Linked DNA regions of Homo sapiens: region 2 is linked to region 1. The links are chromatin loops, found by intact Hi-C in ENCODE. Cell type or tissue: MCF 10A. All regions are shown on one strand. Each heading gives the region's core, and the rest is flanking DNA. Links, peaks and the distances in the headings are about the cores only.

Region 1 (11,519 bases), core at 1,623-9,622:
TATAAAGGCAACACTGAAACTGGCCTACTTTCCCCATAGAACAGATGTTTATGGTATTTTTTAATAAACATAGAAATTGACCATCCCAGTCTCAAAGCTTGAAACTTACATTTGTCATATCCAAGTTCCTTTCTTAGGAAACGAACCATCATGTCTCTCAGATTGTATCAAGGAGCTGAAACTCACCAGACCCCACAGCAAGTGGACAATGACATGCCAGACCCTTCACCTATCATGATGAAAGGTAGAGGCTTTGTTCTTTTCTTCTCACTGGAGAGATTTAGTTTCAACTGAAAGGCATAAATCCAGTTCCTATGGCTTCTCTTCCTACAGACCACCTGCTTTCTTTAGGCCAACTCCTCTTCCTTACTTCTCCCTAATTTCTGTTTTCCTGCACATAGTTACATTCCTTCCCTGCTGTATAAACCCCCAATTTTAGTTGGTTAGGGAGATGGATTTGAGACTTCTTTCCTATTTCCTGACATCGTCCAAGTAAAGCCTTTCTTCCCTGGCAATATTTATTGTCTCAGTGATTGGTTTTCTATGTGGCAGGCAATGGGACCTAAACTGGACCCCTGGCATTTCAGTAGCAACAATATTTAGGGGACTGAGGCTGAACTAAGTGCAGGGAATTAGGAGGAGATGAGATTAATAAGGTTGGTTAGGACCAAATGGTGGAGAGTTCAGAAGTTGCAACAGATTTGGACTTTATAGTCAAACAAAAGATGCATTTGGTTTTATACAAGCCTATATGTGGAGGACCCTTTATTGTTATAGGTATGTTCATATACTTGTGTTAATTAAAACAACTTTAAGCTTAGGTCTCTCTCTCGCTCTCTCTCTATCTCTACCTCTGTCTGTCTATAATCTATCTATCTATCTATCTATCTATCTATCTATCTATCTATCTATGTATCTATTATCTATCTACCTACCTACCTACCTACCTATGTATCTATGGTAGTGGTTAAGTCTGTAAATTTAAAAAGTTGTGAAGTTTGGGATCAGTTTGTCAGAATTTAAATGATATCCTTCAACTCTTGCCATCTGTGTGACCTTAGGCCAGTGACTTCATCTCTCAAGTCCTAGTTCCTTAATCTGTAAAGTGGAGTGTTGATGACAATACCTGGCTCATGGGTTACTGTGAGATAGAATGCCCTATGTACTACGTGGCAAGGTTCTTGGCCCTGGGAAGCACAAATGTGTGCTGGTGTCTTCATCATTAGTAATGATATTAATGCTGCATGGAGAGGTTGCTACCTGCCCTGTGTCCAAGCCCGGACAGCTGGCATTTCTGAGCAGAGGAGGAGCACAGAGAAGTGGTGCTTTGGGAAGGTTGATCCCATAGATCTCATTGAAGACATGAACCTTGCCTTCAAGGCTTCAAAGGCTGGTTTGGATATAAATCATTCACACAGGAAAACATAGCAACACAAGATGGTAAGTAAGTTCCAGGTGAATGACACGGAGAGGGAAGCCCCTATAAAGATTGTGGGTGATGAGATAATATAGGTGAGAGAGGAGGCATGGAAGAAGTGAGTTCTGGGATTGGTTTGATTCTGGCCTTGACTGTGGCTTTAGGCAAACAGAATATTATTTGTTTACATTTAAGATGAATTTCTAGGGGAAGCCCATGCAAAATAGAGTGTAAATATCATATAATGCTGCCTTTTCCTACATAATGTAACACTATGCTTTTTGGGAAAAAAATGATTTGTTTCTGTATCTAATTCCCCTAGCTAGGCCAGGGATAGCCAGCCCTCTTGAAGACATTAAAAGCCAGTAAAACCTAGTTAAAAGGTGTGCATCACACTGATTCTTGAAGGTAATATTTGAGTGAGCCGACTGAACTGACTGAATAGCAGTCAGACATTCTATTAAGGTGTTGGGGTGGAGAGAAGGTGAGGGTGCATTTTATTTCTTGCACCTAAGAAGATATGGTCAAACATCTCTGGAAAGGTATGTGTGGGTTTTCATGAAAAAATGTGGTATTTAGTAGAATGCTATAGTTACAATATTATTTTCTTGGTGAAAGAATAAAAACAATACAAGTAAAAAGTATGTAAATATGTCCCAGAAGAATGGGGTGGAGCTGTGGATGCCCGGTGGATCTTGACCACATATTTCATTGGCCTTGACTTGGCTTAGGAACTTCTTTACATGGCCCAAGGTGCTCTATGAAGCTAATTGTTCATCAGTTATTACACAACTATGAGTTGCCTCTGTGTGTAAATATACACATATCTGTTACCTAACCAGAATTTTGGTGGAGTGCATTTCAGATTTTCACTTTGACCTCTCCTACTCCTGAAGAGAAATGTCTCTTTTCTGCTCAATTATAATTTTAATCCAGATTCTTCCTCCCCTTCCTCTTCTTTTTCTGTCTTCCCCCTTCTTTAAATTTCTCCCCTTCTTCCTCCTCCCTCATCTTCCTTTTCTTTGTCTTGGGTTCTCATATGGAATCGTAATATCTCACTCAGATGAGTAATTTCTTATATCAGGGACTACGTCCTCATTCCAAAGGACTCTCCTACCCATCATCACGTGTCTCCCTTCCCTCTTGCAGTCTGTTCTTTAGCATGTCAATCTCACTACATGTTATGGGTTGAGTTGTGTCCCACCAATATTCATATGTTGAAGTCCTAGTCCCTTATATCTCAGGATGGAAGTTTATTTGGAAACAGAGTCATTGCAGATGTAATCAGTTAAGATGAGGACAAACTGGATAGGGTGGGCCCTAATCCAATATCACCAGCATCCTTATAGAAACAGGAAATTTGGACACAGACCACACACAGGGAGGAAGGCAGAGATTGAAGTGATGCATCTACAAGCCCAGAAATGCCAAAGATTGCCAGCAAACCACCAAGAGCTAGTAAAGAGATAATGGAACAGTGTCTTCCTCACAGCCCTCAGAAGGAACCAACCCGGCTGACACCTTGATCTCAGACATCTTGCCTTCGGAACTGAGCTAATAAATCTTTCTTGTTTAAGTCATTCACTCTGTGGTACTTTGTTATGGAAGCGCTAGCAAACTAGTACACACTTTTACAAGTGTTCTTAACGTATGTATACATTTAATCCCCTCTTTTATTTCAGAAGTGACTTGAGATGTTGGTATCAAAGAGATAGTAAATCTTAAAAAGAATTAACATTGGATTTATAGAGTGCAGTTGAAGAAAGACAAAGCAGGAATTCTGACAATAAACTCATATTTCCTCTCAGCATTTATTATGAATCAAATTAATTTGGAAGTAGAAAAAGGTGTATTGATATTTAAACCTGTGAAAAGACTCGTACCTTCACAGAGTTGTTGGCCAAAGTTCTGAGCTTAAGGTTAAACTGCAAGCTCCATGAGAGCAGTGACTCTGTTTTGTTTAACATAGTATTCTCAATACATAGTGCAATATCTGGCATATAGTAGGTACATAATACATTTTTATTGATTGCTTGTCTAGGGAAATAAATTTAATCATGTGGCAAAACAGAAATCGTGGGCAAAACAGAAGGCAGATGCCGTTGCTCAAGTGAGAAAAATATTAAACTGACTTCGTTAGGTCTGAAGAGATGTATTATCAGTTTCTACCTGTCCAATTGGGGGATCATTTACTAAACATTCCTCAGATGTGTAGCTCAATGTAGACTCCACAGAGAGTGCAAAGAAATAATGTTTCATACTCTTTGGCTTCAAGGGGTTTATGATCCAGTTGGGGAAATTAGACATTGAATGGAGATAAGCAGCAATAATACAATAAAATGCTCAGACCTATCTCACTGATGATAATGCTGTGGGAGGTCCCAGGAAGAGGCATGGGTGTGGCCATAGAGATTCACACAGAATGTAGAATGAAGTCTCTCTGAGGCAGTGTCTTTCAGCTGTGCATCCCCAGGGTACCAAAGAGCTTGGTCTTCAAAAAGAGTTTGTTGAATAAACAAATGGGAAAATGTGAGGTTGGCCTAGAGAGTTAGGTTTAGGGTGGGGGTGGAGAAGTATTCCATGTGGTCAGGATTGGCTTCATGGGCATGTCACCCCTAGAGTTGCATGGGGCCCTATTCTCAGAAGGGCCTGACACTTGACTGATGTGCTGCTGCTATATGTTGAAATTCTTAATGACTTTTGGACAAGGGGACTCACATTTTTATTTTGCACTGGGCCCTACCAATTGTGTAGCTGGCCCTGCATATGCTTAAATAGCACTAAAGTGTTTGCTTCACGGATGCAATCTGCTGCAGTGGCACAATGTTTTTAATATAATTTTGAATTCTGCCTGGAAAGGACCTAAGCCAACCTGGTCATTGACAATTCTTAATCCCTTCTTTCTGGACTGTATAGTCGTCACGAAGAAGTTTGGGCTGGGTAAGGAGAGTTAGTTTCTCCCTTAAAGCTTCATACTCGCTTTACTACCAAGCGTTAACAAGAGCAAACCTCAGAAAAAATCAGTCTCTCATACCTGCATTAACTGAACAACCACATGGCCTGTCTTACAGGCTCAATGAAGCCTGTGGATTCCGTCTTTTTGGAGCTCAGGCCACCACTTGCAGGAAGGATTTGTCCACAACTCTAGGTTAGCACAACAACATTACAGAGCAGGATTCTCCAGCCTTATAGCTGGCATCAGGGAACTGATGGCTGAACAAGGGTTCCTTAGGGACAAAGTGGATGTAACAGATACAAGTCTCTCTGGATATACTCCATGGATGCAAAGACAGGCAGCGCCTAGTTTATTTCAGTCAATCCACATATCTTGAGTACATTTATCTTTCCCAATGACAGCCTATTTCTAACTTCCATCATGCTATGACAGGTCACTGTCTTCTCCGATGAAAACCTCTCCCTGATACTCAGTAGGATCATTAGAAAAGATTCAAGTGGGCCGGGCATGGTGGCTCATGCCTGTAATCCTAGCACTTCGGGAGGCTGAGGTGGGTGGGTCACGAGGTCAGGAGTTTGAGACCAGCCTGGCCAACATGGTGAAACCCTGTCTCTACTAAAAATACAAAAATTAGCTGGGCATGGTGGCATGCGCCTGTAGTCCCAGCTACTTGGGAGGCTGAGGCAGGAGAATTGCTTGAACCTGGGTGGTGGGGGTTGCAGTGAGCTGAGATTGTGTCACTGCACTCCAGCCTGGGCAGCATAGTGAGACTCTGTCTCAAAAAAAAAAAAAAAAAGTTTCAAGTGTTGGCTGTGATGTGAATAACAGGAGTTCTTATAGCAGCCACTGTGCTGCCAATCAGGAAACTGGTGGGTTGTCCTGGATCTACACATTTTTATCTTCAGCAACTTGTTAGCTTGAGTGAACACACCTAATATTACACTAACTGTATTGAAGTAGTTAAAAGTAAATGGCAAACACTGTGACAAATGCTTTAGGTAGGTCACATCAGTTAAACAGAGTCCCTGTCACTCCCTAATGTCTTGAACCCATGGCTTCTGCCACGTATGCCCCTGTTCGTCTTCTGCAGTTTTTTGAATCTATGAAGTATGAAGGTTGAGGGTATGGGCGTTGGAAGCTAGGTGATGGAATTTACAGTTGACTCCGCAAGACATTGGTCAGCCATGATAAAAATGGCATGTAGGGGAGCACATGAAAGTTCTTTAAACAGGCACTCTTGAGACGGCTTCGGGTCCCAATTCTGCCATTCCCTGGAGGTATGGATTGGTTGCTACTTCATCTCTCTGGGGCTCAGCAGCCTCCTCTATAAAAAGCATAAACTGGATGAGTGCTTTTTAAAGATTTTTGTAATTCCCAACTGCATAATTTTGTATTCTACCTGGTGGTCATAGGCAGGATGAACTATTTGTGGAAGGAATATAAGTAGAAATTGAAGTTGGGAAAGAATAAGTACATTTTAAAATTTGCAGACATATCTGTAAACATTCCATACATAGTATGGAACGACTTAAATTTATCAGTTTATTAAATCCTACCTACACCTTTATGCTATAGGCACTATGGGACAAAGTTGCTATGTGGTGAAATTTTTCCTATTTATGCACTGATGTATTCACTGTACTCTGGTTAGTGTAGGATTAAAGGTGAAATTTCTTCTACTGGCATCTTTCTAATAATGATTTCATACTTTGTATGCAGAGCACTAGGTGGCAATGTTGCATCTTTTTAAAATCAGTTTTCCTTTTAGAAGAGAGAAATGATGGGTGAGATACTACTTAAAATAATTATTACGTTTTAAATTGTAGCTTATTTTGGAATCATATTTCCTAGGATTTGTTCATTGTTGGAAATGTGACAGGAAATCTTAATCCCTAAGTTCAGAGAAATTGGATTATTTTTGTTGTTAGAGGTAAATATCCCAATAGCTACGTAAAATAAAATCTCTCTTATGGTAATAAGGGAATTTGAATTTCTCCTTTAAAGGGAATTTAGAATCTACCCTGAAAATATTTAGAGAATGGACAGATTTTTTTATTCTCCACAGAAGAGAGTGCAGAAGCCAGCATTAATCTTTTTAAAGTATATCTGTTTTCAGAGAAAAAAAAAAAAGTCTATTCTAAAAAGCAAAGGTCATTTTGGGTCATTATAATCATATACTTTTGGGAGAAAAGAGAAGTTAATCTCACAGAGAGATAACTCTTTGCAAAAAGGCAAATTGCCCAATGCATGGTTTTCTCAAGTGAAGGTGAACTCTTGAAAGAAAGGGAAGTAAGTACACAAGACCAAGGATTTAGAGAGTGTGTGTTATCTCCTGGATGACAGTGAAAGTATAGATTCATCTCTTTCACAGCTACTGGCTCTAGAAACTATCAATTTAGAGGAAAGATTGTTTGTATGTTCAATTATCTGAGATTGGTTTTCTCCAAATACTGTTATATTGACAATGGACAAGTGGTGGCAGGAGGAAGAATGAATAATATGGTGCTAGTCTTATTTACTCTGCCTGTCATTAATGTCACAAATCCTCACTTACTGATAAAACACACACCCAGCCAGTGTCTCAGAGAGCCGCAGAAGGTGGTTTAATATCACAGTTGGGCCAGCAACTCTGGAGCTGAACTGTTTGGCTTATCCTAGCTCCGTAGCTAGGGAGTCAATGTTTCAGGGTCTTGACTTTCTCATCTGTAAAATTTAAAAATTGTGCCTTCTGTCTCTTGGAATTGTGAAGACTCAATAAGTGACAGCTTTAAAAAAAAATCAAGCACAGTGCTTGAAACATAGTAGCTTTTCCCATAGTCTTCCCTTTGTACTGAAGGTTGACCAAAACAACCCTACCATCATCCAACCTGAATTACTGGCCAAAGTAAGATTTATAACTATTTATTTTAATTTAATGTATGTATATATTTTCTACTCATAGCCATTTTCATAGCAAATTCATAAGTTGTTCCACATTCAAAATAAGTCACTGCCCTTTTAAAAAAAAACCCATGAACTGTTCCCCGACAAATAAAAAGCAAAAACAAATAAAAACCCTCATCTATAAAACAATGGCCTCAACAAGTGACTTGATCTTGTGATCAACAGTTTTAAAACTGCCCTCACTTAGAGGTTTAGAAATTCTTAAGACAAATAAATATGGATATGGAAGTTTGGTTTTGATTTGATTTCCTAACCTTATTTAATTTTTAGATTTTTAAAGTTTTTGGATAATTTTCGTTTGTCTAATTCAACAGGCAAAAATAGAAGTGACGCTAGCATGCCCTATGATAAACATTCTTCTATAAGTTGTTGAAATGATTAAACTTTATTGTCATATATATTAGAATACATGTTATATAATACATATATCATGTTACAGATATTATACATATAATATATATAGTCCACTAAATTGATGTTTCTTGGAACTAGTATCTGTGGAAGAGATAAATCTGTGTTCTTCACTGCTAAACAGGAGAAAACATCCACTCTCTCTAAATCATTGGTCTCATCCCTTCTCTTCCTTTCAACGATTCACCTTCACTTGAGAAAACAACGCCCTAGGTAATTTTCCTTGTATGCAAAAATGTCTCTTAGATAGAATAACGTCTTTCTTCTCCCCAAAGTATACGCTTTGAAATAATGAAACCTTGAGTTGAGAAGGTTCTTTCTTGTGAGTGTGACAAGAAGCAGCACAATCTTCCCAAGCAGGCGAATGGGAAGATGAGATCCCTTGTTATGGAAGGATCTCTGGGGACGGTAACCAAGGTGAATGATGATGATGATGATGAAAGCTGAAAGCCAACTGCTCTCCTAGAAGTCCTTCCAAGTAAAGGCCTTATTGACCACCCAGCACGTGCTAGCCATGGGATCCCATCAGTGTTCCTGGGTCGGAGCAGTGGTTCTCAGCTTTGTCCCCTGCCCCACTCGGGACATCTGACAACACCTGGAAACATTTTTTGATTGTCACACCTGGGAGAAGGGCTACCACTGACATCCAGTGGGGAGAGTCCAGGTATGCCACTAAACATCCTACAACACACGAAAGCCCCTGCCACAAATAACTATTCAGTCCAAAATGTCAACAGGGCTGTGGCTGAGAAAATCTGGCTTAGAAAGAGCTTCCTTGTTATGGGATCCAGAGCCCTCTTGTATAGGTTAAAATTGTTAGGTGAGAATAGGATGTCTGGGCCGCAGGTTAGCACTGAGAAAGCCCTGCAGTAGAAAGATACAGAGTTTTTACCCTTTGCTTTTTTGTATCATTATGTCCAGAGAAAAGAAAGCTATGCGTGGGCTATTGTAGAGGACTTCAATGATCTTTCTAAGGAAATTACACAAACTAAAGATTGTATACTACTATTACCTAATTACTTGAACACAATATGGGTTGTCATTCTGGATGAGCCTGTTAGAAATAATCAGTGTTTTACTGGCATGTAAAACAAGACGGAAGTGAATTTGAGGACTAATATTCAATTGAGGCTATGCTACACAGCAGGTACTAGGGATACGCTGGTGGGCAAAAAGTTGCACTCTTCATGGAGCCGACAGACCTAGGGCAAAGACAATTGCAAATCAAATGATAACTTAAATCAATGTAAAATTAGTGTGTGGGGAATGGGTTGGGGGAGATAATTGTATTGTTCTTATTATATAAGTGATATCAATGTCCCTCCCCAACAGGGTTTGTTCAGATGGACACAAGGCCTTCTTCATAATATCCTGGGGTACAAGGTGGGCTGCTTAACCATGTTGATGTATGGAACCAGGGTGAGAATTCTAAAGGAGGGTCCTGAAGGTACAGCAAGGACTCAGTTGAGGCAAGTGGTTCAAAACCAAAAATATGGCCATAGGTCAAGATAGCAGGCATAAGCCAAGATGGACACTAAGGTTCTGAGAAGTTCAGTGATGGAGAAACACACAGAGGGGAAGGAAGGAGAGCCTGGAAGGATCCGCAGACCATGGCTGGCTCACTGCCTGTGACTCTTCCTGTGGAAAAAGCAGAGCTGGCACCCTTCCCCCAGAAAGCCTCTCCCTTAAGAAGGGTCAGGGGGAAGAATCTCCTAGGGTTTGATGATCAAGTGCTCTTAATGAAGTCCTGAAACTTTTTCCTGTGGGGTATGAATCTCTGAAACCACTGTACCAGTTTGCACCTTCTGCGATGTACCAGTGCTGGGCCTGGCCTTGCTATCATCAGGATCCCAGTACTTTTTTTAAAAAAAAAGATTCTCTAATTCCCTGCTAGGTTGCTGGAGTGCATGGTGGAATATGGGGCCTTAGGAGGTTAGATGAAGTGGGTAGTTGAAAAAAACAAGTTGCATGTCCATGGAAAGGAGAATGGAGTAGAGGCCAGAGAGCTGATGACCTCTGTCACCCCAGAGGTGTTGTTAAAAGTTTATACCAGAAGACATGGAATTACCCACTACTTTAAGTCAGCCTCTCCCTCATTCCAATATTCACGGCCTTCTTTTTCTACACCACTGTGCCTCTTTGCTGTTCCAGGCCCTACACTGTTTGTTGTTTGTTTTGTTTTAATGAGGGGTACTTTTTGTCCTTGCCTATCATGAAGGGGCTATCCTCATGAACAGGGACACCGTGTTGCACACTTACAGGAGACATCATGCCCAACACAGTGTGTGAGAATGATGCCCCTGGGCTTACTCAGTGGACAACCCTTGCAGGAAGCTTATGCGTGTGCTGCTGGATAATCCACAGGGGAAGTGCGGGCAGCTGTTGTTACCAAGCCTTCCTCCTGCAGGGATGAGAAGAACGCAGGAGTCTGCCTTGGATTGATGAGCTCCCCCAAATAGGGGGCGGCCAGCATGCCTCAGCTTGATTTCCTTTTCCTCCCTGGAACTGGAGGTCATGTCCTCTCTCAGCTCTGGTTCCTTCCCGTCTCCCTCCTTCCCCCAGGATCTGTCTGCTTGTTTCAGCCCCTGACATCTGCCCACATTGCTCCCACAACCTTCTCTCTCACCACCTACCCTATAAAACCCTTCTCTTGTTTTCCTGGGAAAGGGAAGCTCTTGCCTCTCTCTCCACTCCGTTTACATTATTTTTTATGGCTCACAGTGTCTCCTCTCATTTTTTTAAATCATTTTTTATCATTTGGATTATCCCACCCTTTACCCTGTGATCAAGATCCATATTTGGAAGTTTAAAATCAGGATATTAACTGTTTCTTGTCCTTTGCATTCCTGCTGTAATGCAATGCCCCTGACTAATGAAGCAAGTAGAAACTATTGGAAAGAAAAAAATACAGAAATGAATGTACCAAGAGTTGACCTTTTTGAATTCATGGGTAAATGGCCTGGTCTTCCTACTCTTATGTGAGTTCCAGGATGTGGGAGCCATGTGTCTTGTTCTGTGTTTACAGAGCTTCTGGCATAGTGTCTGACACAAAGCAGACACTGAACAAATATTTGTGGGCTGAATAAATAAATGAACATTATCATTTCTGTGGACATTGTTTTATATCAGTTTAGGGTTGTTTTCAGTTGCACATAAATGAATCATTATTACAGATGTTTAACCAAATGGGCAGCTGTTTTTTCCCTCATACATCTAGAGGCAGGGACCCGAGGATGGAGTAGCTATATGCAGTTGCCACCAAGAAAACAGTTTTTTTTGTTTTTTGTTTCTTTTTTGAGACGGAGTCTCGCTTTGTCGCCCAGGCGACGGAGTGCAGTGGCCTGATGTCGGCTCACTGCAAGCTCCGCCTCCCGGGTTCACGCCATTCTCCTGCCTCAGCCTCCCAAGTAGCTGGGACTACAGGCGCCCGCCACTAGGCCCGGCTAATTTTTCTGAGTTTTTAGTAGAGACGGTGTTTCACCATGTTACCCAGGATAGTCTGGATCTCCTGACCTCGTGATCCACCCGCCTCGGCCTTCCAAAGTGCTGGGATTACAGGCGTGAGCCACTGCGCCCGGCCTGGAAACAGTTTTATTTTTCTGCTCTGTTCTTTGCATAAGGCTTGTGAACGCAGAGTTCGAAAAGCCTTATGCAAAGGTGGCTTTATGCAAAAGCCTTATCCAAAGGTGGTACCACCTCCAAGCACACGATGAATCTTTATGATGAACCAGATGAACTGGTGTCTTTTCACTGGGAAAATTATCGCCTTCCCAGAAGCTTCACTGATATCTC
Region 2 (11,519 bases), core at 1,171-9,170, 230 kb after region 1:
TACTTTACTCATTTTACTTTTTTATTCACTTTACTCATGTTTTTTACTCACTTTACTCATTTTGCAGACATTGGAGCACCTGCTCTGTATTGAAGTCTAGGTAAAAATGCTGAACAAATCAAAAAGAACTTCTCCTGCACTCAGCTGACAGTAATGTGGCAAAGAGAGAAATTACACAAATTCTTCAGGATACTGTGTAGTTTTACTTGACTTTTTTCCATTCCCTTTTACCCTACAACCTTCCTCCATTCACAGTGATAAACACAAGACTCCCCAGCCCTAAAGGATAATTGGGGCAAAGGAATCAGAGGAGAGTAATGTCAATTCTTGGCTTTTAAGTTCAAAAGCTGTGTTTCAAGGAGTGAAGAAGGAAGGTCAAAAAATGGAAAGAATACTTGCTAAGCCAGTTTCCTTTTGGCCAAGGGAAGATAAAAATTATCTCTGGGCTGATGGAAAACAAGAGTGGGAGTTGAAGTAGATGAGTTAGATACCAGCAAGCGTCTCCAAAGAGGATTCCCATATCCTGTCAACACCAAACCCTCTTGGGCTAGCACCAAGAGGAAGAGGACACTAGAGCCCTAGGTAAGTTTGGGGATTGAATGTAGAAGGGATCGTGATCCACTCTGCACCTCTGCATCTTAGATGTGAGGATCTTGCAGGAATTCCCCACCCCACTGGAAATGGAAGCACTGTGATGAATGTGTGAGCCAGAGTTGTCTGTGCTCAGAATGGCAAGGGAGGACAGCCAGATGGGCCCCAAAAAAGGAAAAATCTGCACAACTAAAGAAGAAGGTGTGCAGGCATGGGAGTGGGGGCAGGCAGCAGATGGCAGCACACGTTGTAATGCTTCACAAAGCAGGAGACCAGGCTGGCTGCCAATGCTGCGACAGTACAACATATGTGCAAGTGGATGCTAACTAAGGACTAGACAATCTTCCTGATGTCATGAGGCTGTCTATGCCCCCAGGAGTTAGAGGGAGAATAAAGAACCTATGTTTACAATGTCAACTTTATTTAATCACCTAAAAGGGTTGGCTGAATTGACAGTAAAACTTCCCTGTTCTCAGTGGAATGGGGTCTCAAAATATAGCCTAAGTTGAACTTAGTTAAAGTTCCATTTTTTGAATACTTTTGGAAGTGGATGGAAAATACACATCTGCTACACATATGCATAGTTATAATTGTGCTGTGTTCTCTATATACTGATGTTGATATCTATACCCTTGGTTTCTCCCCTGGACTGCAGATCCACATAATCAATAAACTATGTGATATCGCCACTTAAATGTGTTCTGAGAATCTCAAACTTAATGTCCAAACAAATATTTGTTATTCTTCTTTCCTTCCTTAGTCTTCCCCATCCCGTAAATAGCATGGCCAGTCACTCAGTTGCCCAGGTCTAAAACTCTGGTGTTTTTCTTGATTCCTTTTTCCACTTACAACCACATCCAATCCCAACCACCAGCAAACCCAGATAACCCTAACTCCAAAACACATCTAGACTCTGACAACGCATTGCCTTCTGTACTGCCCCCATGTGGACCTAGTCGCCTCTCACCTGAACTATGAAGAACTTCTGAACTGGTTTCCCTGCTTCTATCCTGTCTTTCCTCTGTAGATGCTCCATGCAGCAGTCGGAGTGACACTTTTCAAATGGAACTTTAACATGGCCAATTCCTGTGCTCAACCCTCCATTATTCTTCCTTATACTTCAAATTAAAAAAAAAAATTACCCTTTGCCGTGGCCTACAAGGCTGTGTTCCTGCTTGTCTCTCTGCTCTCCTCTTACCCATTGCTCCTTGCTCCCTCCTACCCGACCCCTTGCTGCCCCTGAGTCAGCTCACACAGCTCCTGGCCATTTGCTTGGGCCCTTCCCTCTGCCTGGGACAAGCCTGCTCTAGAACCCGGCTTGGCTTCCTCCTAGTTTTGTTGAAGTCTTAGCTCAAATGCCACCTATTTAGTAAGGGTTTCCCTCCAGCATGTTTGCATCCCTTTCTCTCTACCTCTCTTGGACATCTTTGTTTGGATTTTTGGTACTGATGCCACTGGATATGCTTATTTGTTTACTGCCTTTCTTCTCTAGTGAGCTCTAAGCTCCTGCAGGGTGATCTGTCTTTCTGGCTGACCATGCATCCTCAGAGCCTGGAACAGTGCCTGGCATACAGTAAGTACTCAGTCAGTCCAGGAAGGAGATTGAGGAGGAAATGCTTAAGGTGCTGTGGTGAGACAAAAGACTTAGGGCATAATTTCAATGGGGGAGCCTGGGAAGGTCTTTTGCAGGCAGAAAAATTTAAGCAGGGAACAAATGGCTAGTGAGGGGTTAGGTACTTGGGGATGGAGTACATCTCACATGGAGGAAACAAGAGCTGCAAAGGGCAGGGCAGCTGAGAGCTGTACACCACGTACTGCAACACGGGCAGGTACATGGCTGTATCACAGGTCCTCTTTATAAAGATCAAACCACTTGTTACTGACTCCATAAACACTCCATATCCATTGTGATATGGAAAGAAGCTTCTATGAAATAGACTAACAACTTTTGAAATATAATTTTAATGTTTTTATCACGTCTAATTACATGAATAAGGTGCAATGGGCTTCAGCATCCCCATCCCAGATCACTAAAGGCCTTCCCTCACAAATGGTTTTGGCTAAAACTCAACCATATACAATGGATATGGAAACTTAGAAGTATGTCTGAAAGTTTATTTTGTGTTGCATGGAACTAGAAAAAGAGAAAAGTGAAAACAGTAACATAGTTATACCCTCCCTGCTTTGATTGACTGCACAAAACTTTTGCTGCCTTCAGCAGTTTTACAGTCTAACACACTTAGGAGGCACCCCCGCCAAATGCCGGAAACCTGAATCTGCTCTTGAAATGTCAGTGATAAAAATTAAAAGAAGAGTAGAAGAGTGAGACCCTAATTGTGGCTAAATCATCAGACTATGAACATAAAACTAACTAGGATGACACAGGAAAATAGCACAGCAAAGGGGAAGAAAAACACCATCTAAAAATTGTGTGTCTCTGAGATGACACCAAGAATCACAAAGCCTGAGGAATTCTGCTTTAATATCCATATTAAACAAGTAATCTGTTTATCTTCTCATCTCAGCCCATCCTGGCCCTTTTTCCTTACTGCCCTAACCTCTCTTTGACCTATAGAAATCTCTTTCTCCCAATTTGTGAATAAGTCATGGCATATAAACTGCCAACCTATCCCTTGATGAGAATACCCATTTTTATATTTAATTGTGTGTCTGTGTGTGTGGATTAGACATTTATTATATATCCAGGCACTGTGCTAGATGGTGGGGATTAAAAAGACAATACAACATGTTCTTATCTTCCATGATCCTATAATTTAGTGGAAATAACTGGTGAAGTCTTCATTGTGCCTGTGTCAGCCAAGAATATTTCATTACTAAATAAAATAGATGTTCATTTATTCTTTCTTTTTTTTCTTTTTTTCTTTTTTTTTTTGAGACAGGGTCTCACTCTGTCACCCAGGCTGGAGTGCAGTGGCCGTGATCTCGGCTAACTTCAACCTGTGTCTCCCAGGTTCAAGCGATTCTCCCACCTCAGCCTCCCGAATAGCCGGGATTCCAGGTGTCCGCCACCAAGCCTGGCTAATTTTTGTATTTTTTGATGGAGATGGGGTTTTACCGTGTTGGCCAGGCTGGTCTTGAACTCCTGACCTCAAGTGATCTGCCCGCCTTTGGCCTCCCAAAGCACTGGGATTACAGGCATGAGCCACCAATCCATTCATTCTTACTGGCATCCAACCTCATTCATTCTTATTTCATACTCTTATGTAAATATACAAATGGAATTACAATAAGGGTATCTGCAACTAATTTCCACGCTGATTAAATGACAGTTTTGTATCACAAAAGAAAGCACTAATCAATCATTTATTCACTCAACAAACATCTCTTGAAGCCACACAGTCAGACATGAAATTACGAGTGATCATTCCGTATATGATATGCAGCTTAAATGAAATGCTAATGCTGCTGCACCAGAGTCGTGAAGCAGTACCAATCTTTATGTTGCCTCTCACTCCAGTGTGCTTTTGCTCATTTTATTTCTGCTCTTGGCAAGATTTAAATAAAGGCTTTTTTTCTTTGCTCTACAAATGTTTGCAGCAGCTATATTACACTGACTTAACACAGCATTAACTACAGTACAAATACATACTCCCTAGATTGCTTTTCGAGAAAGGAAAATGTTTATGATCTCTATCAAACAAACACTGAATTCATCAGTCTGAAATTTATTTAAAGTGTCAGATGAATTTGACAAAAATCTATACCTAGAATTCATTTCTGAACAGCGTAGGCTTATTACTTTGATTTCGAAGAAAAAAAATACCCTAAAAATGTTCTGGCTCTCTCAGAATGTAAAGTTCAAGTTAAGGCATGTATGGCTACTATGGGTTTGCACTGAATTATGTGAAGAAAAAAAAAAAGCATTTCTGTCTTGGTTGCTTAACTCAGAGTAAAATCATTAGTCCCAATTCTGCAATAAAACAAAATATCAGTCTAAGTGAAAACAAGTAAGAAGCATGGGCTGAGAGGATTTTACTTTTATTAGGCTTTACTTTATGACCCAGGCACCAACCTGAGGCAGGGCATAGAAAAAACATTTCTAGACAGGGACAGGGCAAATCAGCCAAGAAAATGACTAAATGCTGGAGAAAACAAGTCATTGAGCTATTTTAAATCTAATTAATTTGATAAAATATGTTTCTATTTTTCCCAACCTAAAAATAAATGATTACAATAATAGAATCATGAGTGCATTGCTTATAATGTAAATGTCTTTTTTTTTTTTCTATTAGAAAAGCTAAAGAACATGGTATTCCTGGGGATATTTTTCTCCCTTGGTGGTTTGCCATCATGTGCGTTACAGCTGGGACAGGCCTTACAAGGACTCCAAATTTCTTTCTACAAATGAGGAGCCCGTGGTCTGGAGAAACGAGGCGAGTTACCTATGGTTACAAAGCTAGCTGGAGGCAGACACAGAATGAGAGGACAGGTTGCCTGGCTCACGTTTGCTCTCTTGTTCTCTGTCATTAAGTGATGGAAAGGGACCGAAATACTTAACAACCTACAGAAATCTATTCCACTCACGATATGCTCCTTGTCATCCAATGATACAGAACAGATTGGATCATGGATTTTTGCTTCTTGAGTGTTTTGGAGTTCTGTAGCTAAACAGGATGCTGCAGAAACTGGGAATGAGGAATCTCAAGAACAAAACTACACACTGTAAAGCGTGTAGAATCATTCCAACGGGGTTCAAAATATTTTGGGGGAGCACAGGTGACCCCCCCGTCTAACGCACAATGTTTCTGAGGCTGGTTCCAGAGCAGACCATGATGAAGTGGCACCTGTAGAACGTGTAGGCAGTAGCCACTATGGGGCACTGTGCAACCAAGGAAATACACCTGCAAAACACTGAGAAATCCGGGTCCTCCGTTTGCTAAAGGTAGGACCTGGCACTACTTAATTAACCTCTCCCATCCCCAGTTCTCCCAACTGTAAAATAAGAAGAGTAATTAACTGCTCTGAACATCTCACAAGGTAATTGTGGGGATCGATAGAGACTGGGTATAAAAGGTGATGTGGAGCTAGGAAGAGATATTATTATCATTACATGCATGTTCTTTCCTCTTACTTGGGAAGACAGCACAGAAGCTACAAAACAATATTATTTCTGGAAGTGTGGTGCCTGGTGCTGCCTCAGAACCTCTAAGGAGGTGTGTTTAAAACGCAACTACCTGGGTTCTATCCCAGACTCACTGAAACGAAATCTGGGTGGGCATGGCCCATGATCCTGTCATGTCAAAACTTTCCTTTGGATTGCATGTCCCTAGGACTGCACTAGAAGGGATCCAGGGAGTAAAAGCCAGAGGAGGCTGGGAAGATGGGCAACCGCATTCCACAGAAACAATGTTCAACCCACTGGCTGGAATCTCCAAACTACCCACAGATGTCTGCCTGATCACAATCCTGTAATTCTTGTTACCTCTACCAAAACCAACCTCTCTCCCTGCAGCCCTGGAGACTACAGGCACTGCCAGACACACACCTGCAAGCCTATGCAAGGGTTGTTTTCTTAAGCCTCCTGCTCTGATGGCCCTTGGTCTTCTCCCCTGTTCCTGCAACACTTCATAGGTAACTATTCCTCCCTGGGTAGAACCTTTCCATGACCAGTGATTGGCACATTTTACTTTCAGCGTGTGATGTACAAATACTTGAATGAAAGACAGAACATGGAATTCATTATACTCACAAAAATCTTACTATAGCATTTAACATTATTCTTTTTGCAAAATGTATTCACATTTCCCATTCGAGAAGGCAAAGATAATAAGCATTTGAGTAACAAATACCTGGATTCAGATACATTTCCAACATAAGTTTTTTTCATTTATTAGCTGTATCAACTTGGGCAGGTTATTACACCTCAGATCAGTTTCTTCAACTGGAAGACAGATGTAATATCATACAACCTAGCCCGCCTTCAGGAAGATTTTAATTGGGCTCCACAGGAAAGGCAATTAATGTATCGCCAGGCACAGATGCTCAAAGAATCTTCATTCTCTTCTTGTCCTTTTCCCTTTTCACACTTTCTAATGGGTTCTCTAATAGTCTGCAATAGCCACAGCTTTTAACAAATCTTCCAAAAGGAACTCCGACAGTAAATTTGATTCCTACTCAGTAGTGTGCTATTAAATGTTTTACAATAATCTCTCAGGGAGGGGGAGTGGAGGAAGAACCCTGATTGTTAGTGTTTGCCCATTCTATGGTGTAAACGCTTCCACTATAGCCAATTTCAAACTACCAATGGGATGTTACTGAACGGAACTGGGATGCGATGTGCAAGAGCTCATCATTGTATGAGTATTTCCACCACACAGATACAATAAAAGTAAATAACTTCCGAGAGCGCAGATAATATGAAATAAATTGCAAAATGAAATAAAAGAATCAGAAAGTGATGAGTGTGAAGTATTTGCCATCTTTGCTTTTAAACTGGCTCATAAATCTCCTGAAAAGGTACAAGCCAACTCCAGCACACTACTGTATCTTACTCCATCAAGAAAACTCTGCCCTTAGAAGGGTACTAATTGCAGGCATTTCAGCCTACCTAGAGAGCTTTATTTATGCAGGACCCTTTAAACAGATGCAGAGAGCACATGCTTAGAGTTTCTACAGGGGTGAAATGTGGCTACAAAACAGTATGTGTCTACGTGATACTGACGTGCTGTACATGTGCATCAGTTCTGCTAGGGAAGAGCCTTGTCTGGGGAGAAAGAAAGCTGTACAGTGCTTAACACATGAAAACACCCGGTCAGCAGGTAACAGTAACAGGTAGTAAGCAATAGCAAAATTCGTTACACCTCTTCTCTCCATCTCATCCTTATTACGAACATTTATTTATGTGGCTTAACTTTTACCTTAGGTCCATCCTCGTTGTAAGACACTAAGCCATGATGTAACAATTTTTAGGGCCCATGTCAGACATGTGTGACACTCTCACTTTAGACACAAGGAAACAAAGGTACAGAGGAGGAAAGCAAGTTGCCCACACTTAAAGGGATGTGGGACTGGAATTCAGGCCTTATACTTTTATAAAATGGATTAGTTCTCCAAAGCCTTTTGGCTACTATGTTTCATTTGCTTATTCATTTGTACACTGTTTTCAAGAGATAATAAAATATATTTGTGACTTATAAAATTTTGTTTGCAGCCTGCTCAGTTCCAGAGGTGACATTTAATGACCCTGACTTGCATTTGCATTAGGTTGTCTTTACCACAATAGAGCCATCACATTGGAAAACTTGCTCAGCAGTAGAAGTGGCAGGAATTAACTTTTATTAAAGGCTTATTAGGTACCAAGAATATTAGTAATAAATTATAAAGATGGCTTCATTTAAACAGAAGAACAACCTACGAGTTAGGTAATATTATGGCCTCAATTTTATGATGAAGAAATGAAGACTCCTTGAGGTTAAGAATCCATCAGAAGTTTCTAGGGCTGGCTTGCTGGGCATGTGACTGTGCAGTCATGTGGGACCCGACACCCAGAAGAGCCACACTTGTTTTAATGTTCTCCTGCCACTGGCCTGAAGTTCTCAATAACTCTGTCTTTGACTTTGTGTGCTATACCTGAAGTCAGATGGGAGAGAGTGGAACGATGAAGCAGGCATGGGTCATATGTGTGCCACATCCTGTCCATCGTTCCTTGCTGCCCACTTAAAGTTGTCTAACATTCATGATGCCTCATGAGCACAGGACTCTGGTGAGGTCACAATGCTTGGGAGTTCAGCAGGACTCAAAACGAGTGCAAGGTGAGTATGGTACCTCTACGACAAGTGGAGGATCCCACAGCTCCCAGAGGCCATGCTTTCTGTCAGAACCAGAACTAGCTTCAAACACAAAAGTAAGGCAATTGTACTTTAAGAAACACAACCGACCAAGGCCCCTATCATGTCCTTTCTTATTTCCTTATATTGGCCAAACACTTGTGCTCCAAATGGTGACACAGAAGGAAATCCCTGCCTTATTCATCAGGAAGCTGAAGGTAGAATGTGTTGGTAAAACACGCATGTATCAAGAAGTAAAATAAAAACAACAGAATTAGTTTTTGGCAGTGTTTCCTCTGTTCTGGTCAGAAAGAAATACATAGGAATGTAACAGCTATGAAATACAAATTGTGTAACTTCAGTGATTATGCAAACAAGTTAAATGCTTTTAAATTTGCATTTAAAACTGGCATTGCACGAGTTAACAATAACAGAAAAAAACATACCAATAATTACATTTTTAATTTTTCTTTACTTGGAACATTAAAAATACTGTGACAATTCAAGAGGCAAGGAAGAGAAGGGAAAGGAGGGCAGGGAAGCAGTGGGAAGGAAAGGGCAAAACATTTTGTTTTAGTACCTTGGAGGGCACTTCTTTCCTGTTTTTTGAATAAATGGCTCCACATTCTAATTTCGCACAGGGTCCCACAGCCAGCCCTGGCTGTCACACAACGTGGAAGCATCAGAGTCAGTATCTGAATCCAAACTGACTCCAAAGCTCCTTTGCTTTGACCCCATTTTATTCAGCCTTTTATTTTAAACAACACGGCTCTTCAGTTTCAGAAAATTTTTGTCATGATTCCACTGTTGGCAATCTGGACATGTGACAATTGTTTATCCCTCTTCCTTTTTCTTAAGTTTTTCCCCTTTCTCTGAATCATTTCAGCTGTGCTTTCTCCATTCATTGAACAAGTATTCACTCTGTGCCAGGGACATCTAACTCTGTTACCCGGTGGTGCATCGGCAAAGCCTATGATTTTGGAGACAACAAAGGCGAAGTCATTTCTAAGAACCTCAGAAATCCCAAATGACGAGGTTTATGCAACTTCAAAGTCCTTCTGCTTTTTTTTTCCTCCTAATACTTGATTACCTCTCTAAGCAGAGGCTGCACTTCATGCAGGTCTAATCTTTCAGGGCACAGTGTGGTTAGGAACCCACCCCCAGCCCGACCCCCGCCGCCAAAATGAGCACTGGTTGTAAGTAGGCATTCAGTTTCAAAGAGGGTTTGTTCCACTGAACACCAACTGTGGATTAGAAGCAGCAGATTAAAATTCTGTTTGCTTGTGTCCCGTGGAGGACTCAAAGTCAGGGGATTTCTATCCAGGACTTTCTTTCTTTTCTTCCTCAACCTCTCCCTCCCCCCACAAAAGCCACTGTCTGGGTTGTAAGTTAAATCAATCATAAGTCATCTCAAAGAATAAGGTATTATTATATAAGAAGGTAAGGCAAGAGCGAAACTAACAAACAAAACCCTATGCCACTTACGCTGCTTAAGAAAGAGCCAAAAAATGTACTAGACATGACGCCAATTCTATTTCTTTTAATTCTTCTGTTGTGTCCTAATGATACTAGCCACAAATACTACCTTTGAGCCCAGCACAGTTGTGCTGGCTGGCAATTTAAAATACTGTTTGTCAAAAGGAACCAGATCATTTACGCTCACTTTACAGGGGAAGGAACGGAAGCCTGGAATACGGTTAATTTTTTTCATGGTTTGTTAAAACAGAAGGAAAAGAAAGAAGGAAAGAAAAAGGTAACTCATACAAATCCCCGGCAAGGTGCAGGGCCTGGAATTTGAGACTAAATCTGTGGACTCCAAAGCCCCAGTCTCTCCTCACAGGCTGCCCTCTACAGCTTACAAAGTGCATTCATGCACCGCGCATCTCAGTGCCATATGGATGTCAGATTAAATGTCCAATGCTGACCTCAGTTTTACTGAAAATAAACTCTTCATAGGTCATAAATTTTTAGAACCGGCCATAATAAACTAAATATCTGTGTACAAGTCCCAAAGCAAAGATCGCTGCACCGGAAGCCTCTAGCAGTGCTTCAAACATGCTTGCTGCTAATACTTAGAACTGCCGTTATCAGAGACAGAGATGGGAGATGAGAAAGAAACAGATTGGGAGACTAGAAACTGAAGAATGCCAAGGAGAGAATCCAGTATGACAAAACTGTCATCAATCTACCATCTGTGTAGAGTTTGGGGGTTTCAGAGACAACATCATAGGTCAACTTGCTTTTCAAATGTCTGAAATTGTGCCCCCACATGTGTGAATTGTGGCTAGACAGCATGAATCACGGAGTGCAATACAAAAAAGAAAAAGAAAAAAAAACCACTTATGAAATGCATCATTGAGGGAGTGTCATTACATTCTGCTCTAAGCTGGTGGTAAGATTCAAAGTAGACTGGTGGTGGGCCATTGCTAGGTTGTAATAAAGCCACATCTATGGTGAAAGGAGTTTCTTTTATTTAACAAACATCTATGGAAGACATCTGCTAACCACTGGGGATACAAAGGCAAATGAGATGAGCTCCCATATCTTAAGAACTGGTGGCAGGGGAGGGGTGGTGGGCTTTGGAGGGGATTTGGGGAGTGGTGAACAGAATATTCCACAAGTACAAGACAGATACTCCAGGAGAGGAAGGCCTGGAAGGGAGCTGCAGACTCCCTAGAATTCTTCATTTGGAGGGGAGGGGCACCTTTCAAACAGGTACAACCAATGGGGAAAGGGGTGTGGGCCTCTGGCAGCTTCCTTGTGCACAGAGCTTGTCTTCTTCCATTGAGATATTTGGACAAAAACCAAACTAGGGCTACTCTGTCAATTTTCTGCAGCAAACTGTAACACATCTTGTTTCATCCTTTCATCTTCTCCCGCAGGAACTTCAAAATATCGACCGCCCTTTAAACTCAGGGATAACTGCTCCCATCCTAGGAAGCCCGCAATTTGGAAATGGGGCAAAGAGGCTCCAGCTCCCACCCAGTCAGGGAGGGCATGGGCTGACTGTTTACAAAGTGCAGACGCCCCCTCCTGCTGCTGCTTTTGCTCTCTGGGCAGAAGCAGGGCCTTCAAAGCTGTCAGTCAGACCTTTGAGAACATGAAAGAACCCTGGGGAGGGAAGAAAGGGTTTGTTTGTTT

Evidence for each region. Hi-C counts contacts between places; a loop is a spot of excess contacts. Peaks named below come from ENCODE experiments on the same cell type or tissue, not always from the same donor. Only the 100,000 strongest peaks of a DNase experiment are listed, where the experiment ranks them.
Region 2: a loop joins it to region 1, with 4 times the contacts of the local background. A loop is called at or near these places in 5 of 110 quality-filtered maps.

What each region holds. Positions count from the first base shown.
Region 1 is chr2:106,632,133-106,643,651 of GRCh38, forward strand. No RefSeq gene overlaps it. Among named protein-coding and RNA genes, the nearest start is that of CD8B2, 150 kb to the left of the region's middle. In MCF 10A, for the core only: a CTCF peak has its summit at 6,103 (motif pointing right); no DNase peak of the experiment used is centred there.
Region 2 is chr2:106,858,164-106,869,682 of GRCh38, forward strand. The region is part of intron 1 of ST6GAL2 (ST6 beta-galactoside alpha-2,6-sialyltransferase 2); the gene reads right to left. Among named protein-coding and RNA genes, the nearest start is that of ST6GAL2, 22 kb to the right of the region's middle. In MCF 10A, for the core only: a CTCF peak has its summit at 5,448 (motif pointing right); no DNase peak of the experiment used is centred there.